Linked DNA regions of Mus musculus: region 2 is linked to region 1. Evidence: chromatin contacts called from ENCODE Hi-C or POLR2A ChIA-PET data. All regions are on one chromosome and are shown on one strand. The core of a region is the stretch at or near the end of the contact, and the rest is flanking DNA. Distances in the headings are between cores, read along the strand shown.

Evidence for each region. A loop is a pair of places that touch in the nucleus more often than their neighbours do. ChIA-PET counts read pairs that join two places held with the same protein, here RNA polymerase II (POLR2A).
Region 2: a map of left cerebral cortex shows a loop between it and region 1 (2.0-fold over the local background). The contact joins the promoter of Pafah1b1 here to the enhancer-like site in region 1. A Hi-C loop is called at or near these places in 4 of 37 maps with a recorded cell type or tissue (adrenal gland, heart, left cerebral cortex and 1 more). POLR2A ChIA-PET finds 5 or more read pairs at or near these places in 2 of 5 experiments (Patski and embryonic stem cell).

The regions. Positions count from the first base shown.
Region 1 is chr11:74,673,369-74,680,254 of GRCm38, reverse strand. Pafah1b1 (platelet-activating factor acetylhydrolase, isoform 1b, subunit 1) reads left to right here. Exons shown (of 11, transcript NM_013625.4): 10 at 641-797; 11 at 2,513-6,306. The coding sequence ends at 2,586. Among named protein-coding and RNA genes, the nearest start is that of Cluh, 27 kb to the right of the region's middle. Within about 2 kb of position 4,813, at least 1 of the 3 ENCODE cell types and tissues checked has a DNase peak (open chromatin) inside an H3K27ac peak, as active enhancers do; it is left cerebral cortex, where a contact is called at or near this core.
Region 2 is chr11:74,719,004-74,725,677 of GRCm38, reverse strand. It overlaps Pafah1b1 (platelet-activating factor acetylhydrolase, isoform 1b, subunit 1), which reads left to right and starts at 1,294. Exons shown (of 11, transcript NM_013625.4): 1 at 1,294-1,679.

The sequences.
Region 1 (6,886 bases), core at 3,564-6,063:
GCACTAGCAGTAGTTAAAAGCTCTTCCAAAATGTCTGGCATTGATTTCTAGCACCCATGTTACAGCTTACAACTCCAGTTCCAGGGGATCCAATCCCGTCTTGGGCTGCTGAGAGCACTGCATTCAGCGTGTCGTACAGGCACACATATAGGCACAACACCCATGCACATAATACTTAAAAAATAGTGAAAATTTGGAAGAATACTAGTCTATCTTAAGAGTATAGCTCAGTTAGTTGAGTGCCTGCCTGGCATAGCATACATAGAGCTCTGGGTTAAAACCTCAGCATGGCACAAGATCAGACATGGTAGTATATATCTATGATTCCGGCATCCAAGGTGGAAGCAAAGAGGGTCATCATCTCAAGGTCAGTGAGTTTAGGCAGCTCTGAGCTACATGGGGCCCTGTTTGCATGGGGCAGGTTTCTGGGATGTGCCTCTCTTGATAGAAAAGGTATTTACAGGCATAAAAACCCTGGGTTTAGTTCCCAGTACTACATAAACTTGAGTGTGGTAGTGCCTGCCTGAAGTTCAAGGTTATAAGGCCTTGTCAAGAAAAAAGAAAAAAAAGGACTGGTTTTAGTATTAAAATGTGTTCTATCCTAAATGTTACTTAAGTCAAATACTTTTTTGTCTTTAAGGTGGGTCATGATAACTGGGTACGTGGAGTTCTGTTCCATTCTGGGGGGAAGTTTATTTTGAGTTGTGCTGATGACAAGACCCTCCGTGTATGGGATTATAAGAACAAGCGATGCATGAAGACCCTCAATGCGCATGAACACTTTGTTACCTCCTTGGGTATGTACACATTGTGAGGTTTCTGAACATTTGAATTTTGGAGTGCCAGATGTAGCAGTTTTATGTAACCTTGTCGACTTTTCCAGGTAAGAAGTGACCAAAAGGCCTGTTTCAACATTATGGGTTCCTGCCAGTGGCTTTAAGCTTCTCTCTTTAGAATTAAGCTTATAGTTAAAATATTGTTTCCTCTGTTGTGCATTGGGTTTGGAAACGACTTGGAAAGGATACTTAATGATCACTCCTATTGACTGGCTGGTATTTTTCTTTCCTATTAACTTGTAATTTTCTTTTTTTAAAGATTTATTTATTTAATATATGTGAATACATTGTAGCTGTCTTCAGACACTCCAGAAGAGGGTGTCAGATCTCATTACTGATGGTTGTGAGCTACCATGTGGTTGCTGGGATTTGAACTCAGGAGGACCTTCAGAAGCGCAGTCAGTGCTCTTAACTGCTGAACCATCTCTCTAAAAGAAATCTTTAAAAAAAAAGTTTTCAACCTGTAGATTGAGGCCCCTTTGAGGTTGCATATCAAATTTTTACATTATGATTCATAACTAGCAAAATTGCAGCCATGAAGTAGCAGTGAAGTAATTTTATAGTTGGCAGTCACCACACCATGAGGATGTATTAAAGGCTTAAGTGCTATGGATGTTGTTCAGTGGTATACCAGCTAGTGAAGCTTGACTGAGATGTTAGTGTCAATCCCTGATACTGCAGTATACCAGCTAGTGAAACTTGACTGAGATGTTAGTGTCAATCCCTGATACTGTAGAAGAAGAACAAATGGAATCTTAAATAATAACCTGGGCTACATAGAAGATCCTGTTTGGAGGGGGGAGAAAAAGAAATAGGGCTAGCAAGATGGTTCAGCTGGTAGAAGTGCTTTTGGACAGGCCTGAAAACCCATGCTTAATCTCCACATCCCACATGGCTCCTGAGAGTTGTCCTCTGACCTTTCTGTACTTGAGCCTGTATGTATACTTATACACACACACAGAGACAGGCAGACAAAATATCTGGAGGCATGGTGACACATTCCCCAATTTGGGTGGCAGAGCAGGATGATTATGCCCCAAATTTTGTCCAGCTTGATGTACATAGCAAGAGATACATGGCAGGACATTATTGTTTAAGAAAGAAAGGAAAAAAAAATGCACTATCCACTATATACCACCATCACCATGTACTTAGGGAATTGTATAAACGTCATGTCCTCAGTATCATCTGGAGTTGATAACAGTGAATTCAGTAAATTGTAATGTACTAGGGTATGATGGATGGACCTTATGGTGACAATAAAGCCCTTGGTAAATTGGGCAGGAGTGTTGCATTAGTACTAAGCCTGAAGCACAACATTCAGTAAATCAATATGCTGGGTGAATATGCACTTGTTAGTAGGTTTGAGCATTGTTTGGGATGATACTAGTGACATCGAGTGGAATTTAATAATTGAGTTTCAACATTCCTAATCCAGTTGGTAAGCTCAGTAATTTTAGAGATATGGATGGGTATGTATATGGAGAAAATCGTGGACATTGTATTCAAGTGTGGAGGCAGAGGTTCATAGACTCCCAGAGCTTGGGAAGCTGACCTGGAGGGAATCAAGTACAAGGCCTGCTGGGCTTATATAAAATATACTGCTCAAAAAGCAAGCAAAGCATTCTGTCTGGCTTAGTATGGTTTGAAAACAAGCCTTTTCTTTTCTCTTTCAGATTTCCATAAGACGGCACCCTATGTGGTTACTGGCAGTGTAGATCAAACAGTAAAGGTGTGGGAGTGCCGTTGATTGAGTCACATTTGGTTCTTCCTCCCTTTTTTCCTCTGGATGCACTCTGATGATACCATGGTTACCCCATTTGAGCTCTGTTTAAATAAATATTGTCCTTTCATGTAAATTATTCTGGATGTAGATTGAACTTATTAAATGTTACACACAAAGTATTCATGCATGGTGAATCCAAATTGTATACTGTAAATTTACATATGTTGTCTAGAAGTACCATAGGGTTTAAAAACCTGGGCTGGCATTGGTCACACCAGGCCTACAAGGGCAGAAGTTAAATAAATTGAACTAGGGCACTAAACTGAATAGTTGACAGTGTCATTTTATGTTGGATTATTAATTACTGTTTTTCTTCCTGCTATCTGTTGGTGCCTGACTTGATGGCCTCATTTTGGGGAAAGTGGTGGTTATTAGGGCTTTTTCTGAAATGTGTATCTATGTAACATCACTTAAGTGTGCTTACTAAATCTTTAAGGGTGTTAGATAATAAGACTGCAATTCAGAATCTTTGCTCCATCTGTGTAATGGGGATTACACATGAAGTTTTTGTCATGACCCCTTTGCCAAATCAATAGGATATGTTTGTTTTGGCAGCCTATCAAGCAAAGGCTAGTGGTTTATTTATGTAAGAAAATGATCGTAATTCTCAAGAAAAATCTCAGCAGCTAATAGTGAATCCTTTTTCATTTGGGTCTTACTGCTTTGTAAACAGGTCAGGAAGCACTGTCCTACTTTAGGCTTCTCTTCACACTAGACATGCGAGTTGTATTCTCCAGACTGTTGGACTGTGTAGTGATGTGACTCCCCAGTAGAATTTGATCTTCCCATTGAGTGTTATGGTACAGATCACTATGTGTTTATGATGTTTTTAGGGATGTGCAATGTGCATGTCAGAATTATGAATGCTGACAAAGCTGGGTGCGCATTTTAAAGGAGTGGAAGGAACAGTTTCCAACATGACCCTGATAACAATTCGAACTGTTTCACTTACAAGCTATAAAAAAAAGTGACAGGGTGTAATGAAGCGTGCATAGAATATACTGGGTTTTTTTTTTCTCATGTTTTGTTTATATGTAAATGTTTATAAGTATATGGGCCTATCTGTAAGTGGATATGTCTATATATGTATATCACACACATATAACCTCCATGTTGTTGGGTCTTAAGTTTTTGAAGAAGTGCTAAAACTTACGCATAGAGTAAATCTTGCTGGGGAACACCAACCACAGCCATGCTAAACTCTTCTGCTGTTTCTGACTCTGAGGAGCTTTTCTAAGAGAAAGTCACTTCCTTTGTTCTCCCCTCTAATGTGGCCAGTCACCATGTTACGCATTCCTCATAGGCTGTATATTTTGATCCAGAGTTTCTACAGTAGGTTTAAGAGAATTTTGCCCATGACTTTTGGAACACTATTCCATTGTCAATTTTTAATAAAGAATTTATCACCTAGCTAATCAACTTTTTTTTCTTTTTAAGAAAATCAATTTGAAAGGTTAACAGAAACAATGACATAACAGTGACAGTCTAACAATGATAATTTTTTTTTTCTGGACTGCATTTTATTCGTTTGTATAATAGATTTTTTAAAAATCCCTTTAAGTATTGAATGGAAATTTGGTTCCTGAAAGGACAAAGGGTGAGAATTAATGTCCTGTAGATATACACAAGAGATTAGGCTCTGACAGAAGCTCACTGTCTAGCTTGTGTGCTTTTGTTTGTTCACTTGTTTGTTCTTAATATTCCTCAGAGATTTCTCTAGAAAGGAAAAGTGTTTTGAGAATTAAGTGGTTATTTTTGAGGACAAAAACTCCATCGTGACTCCCATAAACAACACTGTAGGTTGGCTTTTAGGACAACATTGCCTCACAGCCCTGCTTACATTAAGAAGTCTTTTTCTCCTAGCTGTTCTGACTGGATTTTTCTCCAAAAGCTATAGAAAATACCTTCGTTCTCATTTGCTGCTATTTCCTGTCCTATTTCAAGAATATAAATACATAGAAATGGTGCATCTTAACATTTGTTTGTATGTGTTAAAATGTCTTGTTTTTTAATTCAGTTTTAGCATGTAGCAACATGAATTGTTTAAGGGTAAGCCACAACATCTAGACATCATTCATAGAAACAATAAAGAATGGTACCAATGTAGAGGAGCAAAGCTGCTGGGTTTCCTCCCCTGCAGCAGTGACTCACTGACAACGGAGGAGAGAGTGCTCTGTAACAAAGCTGTCCTTACTTGGGAGAATGCCACAGCCTGCTGCTTAGCTGAGTTACCAGACATCATCCATTTAAGCAGCAGAAAACATTGAATCTCAGGGATGGTCCACAGCTGGATCCAAACTTAACGAGCCCTGTTTGAATAATGAAGGGTGGCGGGGCAACATCCACATCTGGCATCGGATTTGCAAAGGTTTCTCACACTGTTGTTTGACACTGCCCTGTTGATGCCCTTACTCTTATGTTACTGTTTTCTCTGTCTGCTGTCTAACCCTGTGCCTTGCCTGGGATAAGGACAATGATAAAGTTACTGGTTTGGGTTGTAAGTAGAGGACTTTATGAATTGGTTAGCGGTTCACTGCTGCTTTGTTACTTTCTTGAGTCAGATTGGCTGCTTACTAAATAAAAAGCTGATAGAATTGTGTACTCGGATGGTTGTTGATTGTGTGTGTAAACAGACATTCCAGTGCCACCTATAGCACAGCGTGCCCAAGAAGTCCTAACCGCATGGAGAGTGCAAGCTGCAGGTTGGTTTGTGTAGACATGACCTGAAGAATAGTTGCTTTTCACATGACATCTTGCACTTTAGGAGACTAAGACCGTCCTGTTCTGTCTGCATGTGGTGTGACCAATGGTGTGCTCAGAGCACTACCCACAATCACTAGTATTAGCAAGCCGTCCCGGGCCGTGATGCACTATTAGTCCTTTGGAAGCTTTGGCTTTAGGCTCACCAAGCCCAGTCTCCTGTTTGCCTCTTTCTGTTCTTTGTGAACTTCCAGATAATACCACTCACTAAAGTTTATTTTTTTGTTGTTTGTTTTTTAATTTAAAAGAAAAAAACTATTTAAAAATAAGGACATTTTGTTTGTTGACAGTGGTGGCTTGATAATCCTTAAGCAACAAGTTGAAATAGAAGGAAAAGGCACTTGAAAAGGTTACTCTTCCTGTCCAGCTGTATATAAACCCAGTGTGTTGATTAATCTAGATGGTGCAAAAAGGAATGTCATGGTAGACAAGCAACATGGGCAAAATTGCAAGAAAGGTTTTGGGTTTTTTCCAGTGGGCTGGGTTGGGTGGGATGGGGTAAGCTGGACTCACAAGTCACGACTGGACGGGCCTTTTTATCCTTTCACTGTATCATGTAAGTAGCTGCTTTCTTGCCTGCTTATCCTTCAGGCATCCCCAAAGCTCACTCTGAAGACGTTAGAAATAAACACAAACTCTACGAGTTAGAAGCCGGTCCTGACACTGACATGAAGGCAAACATTGATTTCATATGAACGTTGCAGAGGTGGTCATTGGAGAAAACAGTTCCCAGATTGTTAAGAGTTCACCGAAGATATCGACAAAATTTTAAAAATCAGTAAAGGAATGTATATAATATTGCTCTTGTGTTTTACAGTAAGATTTGTTGCTCTCAGACTGTGTAAAACAAAATTTATCCATGTTTTCTGCATATTAAAAATCTTATTGTACCAATTGGTAAACTATTAAATGCCTATAAAACTAGATCTGGTGGGGTTTTTTTCAATGGTCATTGGGGGTGAGGTTGTGTTGATCTTGGCAGGAAGTGAGACTTGGGCACCAGCAACAGAAAGAATGTTAGTTGGCCATAAGCAACAGAGCTGTGCTACCACTGCCTTTTGCTGTTGTCTACCCCTTATCTGGAGGGAGCAGCATGTAGGTAGGTCTCTCGTAGCCATAGGCTTGAGCCTAACTAGAACTACTGACTGCACTGCACAGCTAAGCACACTTACTGTCTCTTAGAGATACAGACTCAATTCCAGAGATGAGGGCCCTGCCCATTTTGTATTTATCATCTCTTACCTTGGAGATAAACATCCTTAATGTCAGGTTTTATGAAATATACCAGAGTAAGTCTTCACTTTGTTCTAGGTGCTCTGTCTCGTGCTGGTGCCTCCTGTTGGAAGGTGTCTTCCCAACCAAAAGAAGCAGGGCTGTACTTGGCCAGTTTTTCTACTAGACCTGACCGATTTCCCTCTGGTGGAGTTCTAACTTAAATATCATATCCTGTTGTGAATTTGGAAACTGGTTGTGGATCACATGTTGGCCTCTGTCCTGAAGGCAG
Region 2 (6,674 bases), core at 45-2,544, 49 kb before region 1:
TCTCTGCCTCCAAAGTGCTGATATTAAAACACCATGTCCAGCTTTAAATCATTATTTTAAGATAGGGTCTTACTATATACACCATGCTGGCTTCAAACTCGTGGCAAGTCTCCTGCCTCCGTCTCCTCAGTGTTAGCATTACAGATGTGAGTCACCCTAGCTTGTTTATTACTATCATCATTGTTTTTTGTTTTTTATAAAAAGGATGCTCCTGAGGCTTGCAGAGAACTTCTGGGCTCTTGCTGGTCTCCTGCCTCCTGAGTAGCTTGGGCTACGTGCCATGTGCCACTTTGTTTGGCTACTGGGTTTATTTTATACTGATACTGAGGCCAAAAAGAGATATGATAATTTAGTCAAGGTCACATTCCCAGTGGTGACACCAGGATTCATACTGGAGACATTAACTCTGCAGCTTCCCAAGTGATTTTTACAGTATTTACCTTCATCGAGGGACGCAATAGAATCAGTTAAGCCTCAGTGCTGGAAAACACAAGTGGATAATGAAGTAATCTCATTCAATACTTAAATATCCTATATTGAATAATTCAGAGCCCCAAACCTTCCCTTTCAAAAATCAAGTGTCTCTTTGTGGAATAAATTGACATCAAATCCCCCCAGATTTGTCATCAATATACAATTCATAATATAATAAAACACAGACATGTCTTGTAGAGAATAAAGTTCCAGGTCTTTCTGTGGATTTCAGTTTCCAGAATCTCTGATGAATACATGTGACTAAGGAAAAGAATAGCTGAATCACATCTACAGGCGATTCCTTCCGATTAAAAATCTGTACCAGAAAGGAACACAAGGCAATCCATCTGCCTTTTAACCTCAACAGCTCTTCTGCCCAAGCCCACCAATTTACTTTGGTCCTTTTGGGTGGGTGGGTAGGTGGGGGATGGGGAATAATCCCACAGGCTAAGGCAGAAAGGAAGCATCCTGGCTTGGCTCCTGCTCTAGCCAGCAGGGGCCGAAATGCCAGTGCACCGGGTACCCGCGGTCCGCCGGGACAGCGCAGTGACCGCTGAGGCAGAGCAAGAGTCGTGATGGACGCCAGCCGTCAGGCAGTTTAGAGCAAAAGGGAAGCTTCCCAAGGGATCAGGGGGCAGAAGCGAGAAAAGCCGCGGACGGGACGCAAGCTCGCCGGTCGGCTCGGGTACAGCCGCCAGCTCACCCTGCGGAAGGGCGCGCGGCCCAGGCCCAGGCCCAGGCCCAGGCCCGGCCCGCGCATGCGCCGCGGGCCCTCCGCTCCCCTCCCTCTTCCTGGCGGGTCTGGGGCGGCGGCGGCGCGGTGACGTCAGGGCGTTGGGGCAGCTCCTGTGACAGACGGAGCTGGAGCGGCGGGGCGGCGGCGGAGTCCGGCGGCCGAGATAGCGAGTGAGGGAGCGAAGGAGCAGCGAGCCGAGAGTCCAGGGAGCGAGGAGGACCCGGAGGGGAGCGCTCAGGCGCGAGCGAGAGGACGAGCGAACGCTGGGCTAGGGCTCGAGCCCCGGAACGGCCGAGGAGCCCGCCCGCGGCCCTCCCCTCCCCCTCCCCGGGACCGGGCCCAGCGCGCCATCCTCCCCCTCCCTCCCTCCCTCCCTCCTTCCTCCCTTCCCTCTCCCTCCCCCTCCCCCGCTGGTGGATGGGAGTGAAGGACGGAAGAGGCCCTGCGGAGGCGGTGGTGCAGCGCTCCGGTAAGGCGGCGACGCTCTGCGCCCTCCCCTCTGTCTCTTCCATCGCGCTCGGGTGGCTGCGGGCCGGGCCGGCGGCCTGACGATGTGGCTGCGCCGGTCCCCTCCCTCCCATTCTCCCCTCCCCCTGCCGCCGCTGCCTCCTCCTTCTTCTTCTCCTCTCCTCGCTCTCAAAATGGCGGCCGCGACGGCCGTTGAGTGAGAGGCACCGAGGAGGGGGCCCTGGCCTGGGAGGGCGCTGCCCTGGCTCCGGTTCCTCCGACCCTGGCAGTGGGCTACTCAGGCTGCTGAGGGTTCAAGCCGTGGCCTCTCGGGCGGCATCGCCCTCCTGCCGCCGTGACTTAGCAAGAAAAGTATTCTTGGGTGGGAAGGGCGTGGATAGCAGGTCGCTCTCTGATCTTGGGGAAAGGGCTCAGCCCTCCTGGGCCGCGGAAGCGAACCCGCAGTCCCCACCCCTCCTTGGCTGGCGACTCGCCGCCGGGGCTCCAGCAGCTACCAGGCCTTCCAGGCGTCGGGTTCTCCGCTTGTCCTTAGGTTGAGGGTGGACCCGGGGAGGATGGCCCGCCGCTCAGGCCCTCGGCCCCCCGGTGCGGTGGTGGTCCAGCCTCTGCATTCAGTAAAGATCTGCAGCATCCACCCACCGAATCGGGCAGGATTTTCCTTTTTGCTACTGACTCCTCGCACGGGAGTTGTCTTTTGACGTTGCTAACACTGAGCTCCCAGGTTCTCGATCATTCCCTTCATCCCATCTCTCCACTCCATTAGGAAACGCTGTGACTATTTACCCTCTCTAGCCTCCCAGGTGAGAAAATGTTTTTTTGAGACGGTGGGCTGATTTCGTCTCCCAAGAGGAAAGAATTTCAGTCTTGAGATAGGAGAAAGCAAGGTGCCTGGCTTTATTTGTTATCCTGCCTGCTTTTTCCAGTGACTTAGCAAGAAACTCCTTGGGAGGAGCGCAGGAAATTTTCTGTTGAGGTTGGGTTTGGGTGTAATTCCTATCAGTATTTTTGGCTAAGAAATTGTGCCTTTGAAGAGTACCAGATTTGTGGTCTCATTCTCAATGGGCGATGTCATGTCAAGGATACCTCCTCCTCACCCCCCCCCCCCTTTAAGAGACAATTGGGAGAAAATAAAATTACTGCTTTTCTTACCTTTAATTTCAAACACACCCTCCTAAAGATTCACAACCTTTAAAAGATCCAGTAACATAAAGGTCATTTTAGCAATTCTCTTTTTGTTGGGTTGGCTTGTTTTGTGTGAAATTTCTTTTCTGGGGGTGGGATGGTGGAGACTTTGTTTGGGCCTCATGCCAGTAATATTGTCTTCTCTCTTCATTTTGCCACAGCAGTTGTTTGCTGTGTTTCCCCCTGCAGTAGAGCTTGATTGCTGCAGGATTCAATCCCTTAATTAGGAATATTCTTAGTTGGATATGCTAGTAATACTATGCTGAATTTACATTAAAAGCTTTAACTTTAAAATTTGATTTGGTATTAAGGCTTTAGCAAGCTTTTATTTCTAATATGTGTCTTTCAGGACATAGTTGTGCAAATAATTGGCAGTTACAAATTGTGTTTTTTTATTAACACAGAATATGAATTTAGAGTAATTTACTCCTTCACGGTCTATTTAAAAGATCATTGTTTGATTTCAGAGGGAAGGATTTTCTGTAATATATTTAAAGCTGCTGGTATATATAATTTTAAGAGTCAGAAAGGAAACCAGTTTTTTCGCAAAATATTTGTGCATATGTTGGTTTTGACAGAGCATACCCTGTTTTGGTACATCCTCCCACCCCCTTAAAAATGGGCTAATATTTGTGGCTGCTATAAGCAGCCATTGAGCCGAGAGGACTGGGTGGAGTAAGGGTGCGCCAGCAAAGCTGTGAAATGCTCAGTTGCCCTTTCACTGGGTTTTTTTCTCATCCTTAATGATTGTAAGGTTATTCAGTATTAATTGTAGGGACAATTAAGGCATTTCTCTATAGTGGATCTTAGAATCTCAGTTTTTCTACCTTTTTTTTTTCTTCTTCAAGAAGGGCATTGAGTAATTGGAATAAAGGCAGTATCCTTGCTCTGAAACAAGTACTTACTGTCCATGTGTGTGCATGTATTAAAAAAACTCCACATATGCTCTGGCTAGTTTTTTTTTTTTAATTATTCTAGCCAAATGGGTGTTAAATTAATGAATGCTAGGGATATTTGGCTACAAAAAGCATGGTATAGTGAAAAAAAAAATCTAGTTAAGAATACTAGTTTTCACTAAAATAGTTTTTTTTTTTTCTCTTGATGAACATCAAAGATGAGAAAATAGACAGTGGTTATTTTGTATTAAGAGCTCTTTAAATAGACCTTTTCTCTTGTGTTGCTTCTTGCATAGGACCTTTTCTGTGATAAAGAGCATAGCTCACTTTAGTTTCTTGTAAAGAATTGTAAATATGACAATGTAATTCTAATGAACCTTATGAGTGTTGTAACTTTGTATTTACATTTTTTGCTATTTTTCCATGTCCATTATGAAGTAGAAAGGCTATTATGGTGATGGATGAGAACATTACTATATTGTGTCTCAAATATCTTTAGCCCTACTCTTCCTAGTTAAGAGTGGTGAGCCTCCACCCCAAGCCCACGGCCACCCAGGAGCTTACTGATAATTTGATGGAGAGTACAAATGTGCTTTCATTCCTGGTACTTTCTCTGAATCTTACTTAATTTGATGGAATCAATTTTAAAAATCACAATTTTTTTTTTTTTTTTTTGGAGGCAGGGTTTCTCTGTGTATCCCTGGCTGTCCTGGAACTCACTTTGTAGACCAGACTGGCCTGGAACTCAGAAATCCGCCTGCCTCTGCCCCTCCAAGTGCTGGGACTAAAGGCGTGCGCCCGGCCCACAATTCTATATTTTTAAAAGTTTAATGAAGTCTGTTTGAATTTCTTTTTTTTTTTTTTTTCACTTGTTCATTTTTATGTGTTTGTGCATCAACTTACAAGGATTACAGCTTTCCTGTCACCATGTAGGTCCTGTGGATTGGACTCAATCAAGTCAGATTTAGTGGCACACATCTTTATCCACTGAGTGGTTTCACCACCTCTCTCTCTTGCTCCTTTTGAGATGATGTCTTATTGTTATGTATAGCCCAGGCTGTCCTTGAATTTGCTGTGGAGCTAGTCCTGACCTTGAGCTCTTGATAGTTACAGACACTCTTGCCTGGCTTAATTCTCTCTCCTTATGTATCCTAAGCAGTCCTCTAACTGCCTTTTTTCTACCTTAGAGGCCGCCTGAGTGCTGTAAAGCAGATGTGTGTCAACATACCACACTTTTAGTAGTGTATATTTTTAAGCCCTGTTATATACATAACTTTCTGAATAAAATATCCATATTATGAAAGGATTTGTTTCTGGGAATGAAAACTCAGTATCTTATAATTGTTGGTTTTCTAGTTTAGAACATCCACGTTACAGGTCTGTTTTATTTAAGAAAAGGAAAGTGGGGCTGGTGAGATGGTTTATTTACCACTTGCTGCTAAGCTTATCAGTATGAGTTTGATCCCCAGTGTCCACATGGTGGACAGATCCAAGCCCCACAATTTGTCCTCTGACTGACACATACACATAATGGTAAAAAGGGAAAGTAAATGTTGCTGGCTCTTAGATTATATGCGAAGCTATCTGGATATCTGGATGTGCATGGGTGTAAATGACTTAATGCTTGTATTTTAAGTATGTAGGAAAAAGGGACCTTTTTGTTTGTATATGGTTCATATTATTATTCACAATTGTCATCTCAGTAAGTGAACTATAGTAATTGTAGACCATGTCATTACTAAGGTAGCACTTTCTAGTTGGAGTACATGAGTGTGTGTGGCTAGTTGTAAGTGTGAGTACAGTGCACATATTGGATCCTCTGAAGACAGGTGGTTGTGATCATGGTTGCTGGGACTAAACTCTGGTCCTCTGTGAGAACAGTAAATGCTCTTAACCACTGAACTCTCCCTCCAGACTAATATTATTTTACATTACTTATATTTGTGTGTGTGTGTGTGTGTTCTTTGTGTGAATTAGGTCAGGGTACAAATTTAGGGGTACTCTTTCCACTCTTGAATCTCAAAGTTCAAACTCAGGTTGGACAGGCTTGCAAGCAAGCACCTTTACTTTCTGAGCCATATTGCCCATTTTAAACAAGCCCCTTCCAGTACCCAGGAGGCAGAGGTGGATCTTTGTGAGGTCCAAGCCAACCTGCTTCAAACAAACAAAAATATGCCTTTCCCTTGAACCCCCAAAACAAAACCAAAAACTAAATAAAAATAAAAAACAAGCCCAAAGCAAAATACAATACAAATCGAATGTTCAGTTCTAAGGCTGTGATATAGGGTTTTTTTTTTTTTTTTTGGTTGTTTGTTTTGTTTTTTGCCCCAAAACTTAAGAAGTTAGCTTGCATACTTAGTTGGTTGTATGGCTGCACTAGCTTGTGGTCCTATGAAGAGACTGGGGTGGGGTGCTGGGGATGGAACTCAGGCTTGCCTCTTGGGTGTTACCCATCACTGAACTAGCCCTGGACAGAATTTTTAATTGCTTCTAATAGAAGTCTGTTATAAAAGTATTTTATAATGACTGGTAGCCTACTTTTATAGACTTTAGAAGGAATCATTTGAAGTGAAAATTCTTTTTTACTGTTTTTTGTCTTGTGCAATATAATCATTACTTTTTTGGTTGATAAGTGTATTTAAAATAAAACTAAGCCTTGTGGTATCATAAGCTTTTGATCCAAGAGTTGGGAGGCAGAGGCAGGTGGATCTCAGAATTTGAGGCCAGCCTGCCTGGTCTACAACCAGGGTTACACAGAGAAAACCTGACTTGAAAAACTTGGGGGTATTCATCTTTGGGGTTTTTGTTTGTTTGTTTGGTTGGTTGGTTTTTTGAGATTTGGATTCTCTGTGTAGCCTTGTCTGTCTGTCCTGGAACTCTGTAGCTCAGTCTGGCTCTGAATCTCGACTCCTGAGCAC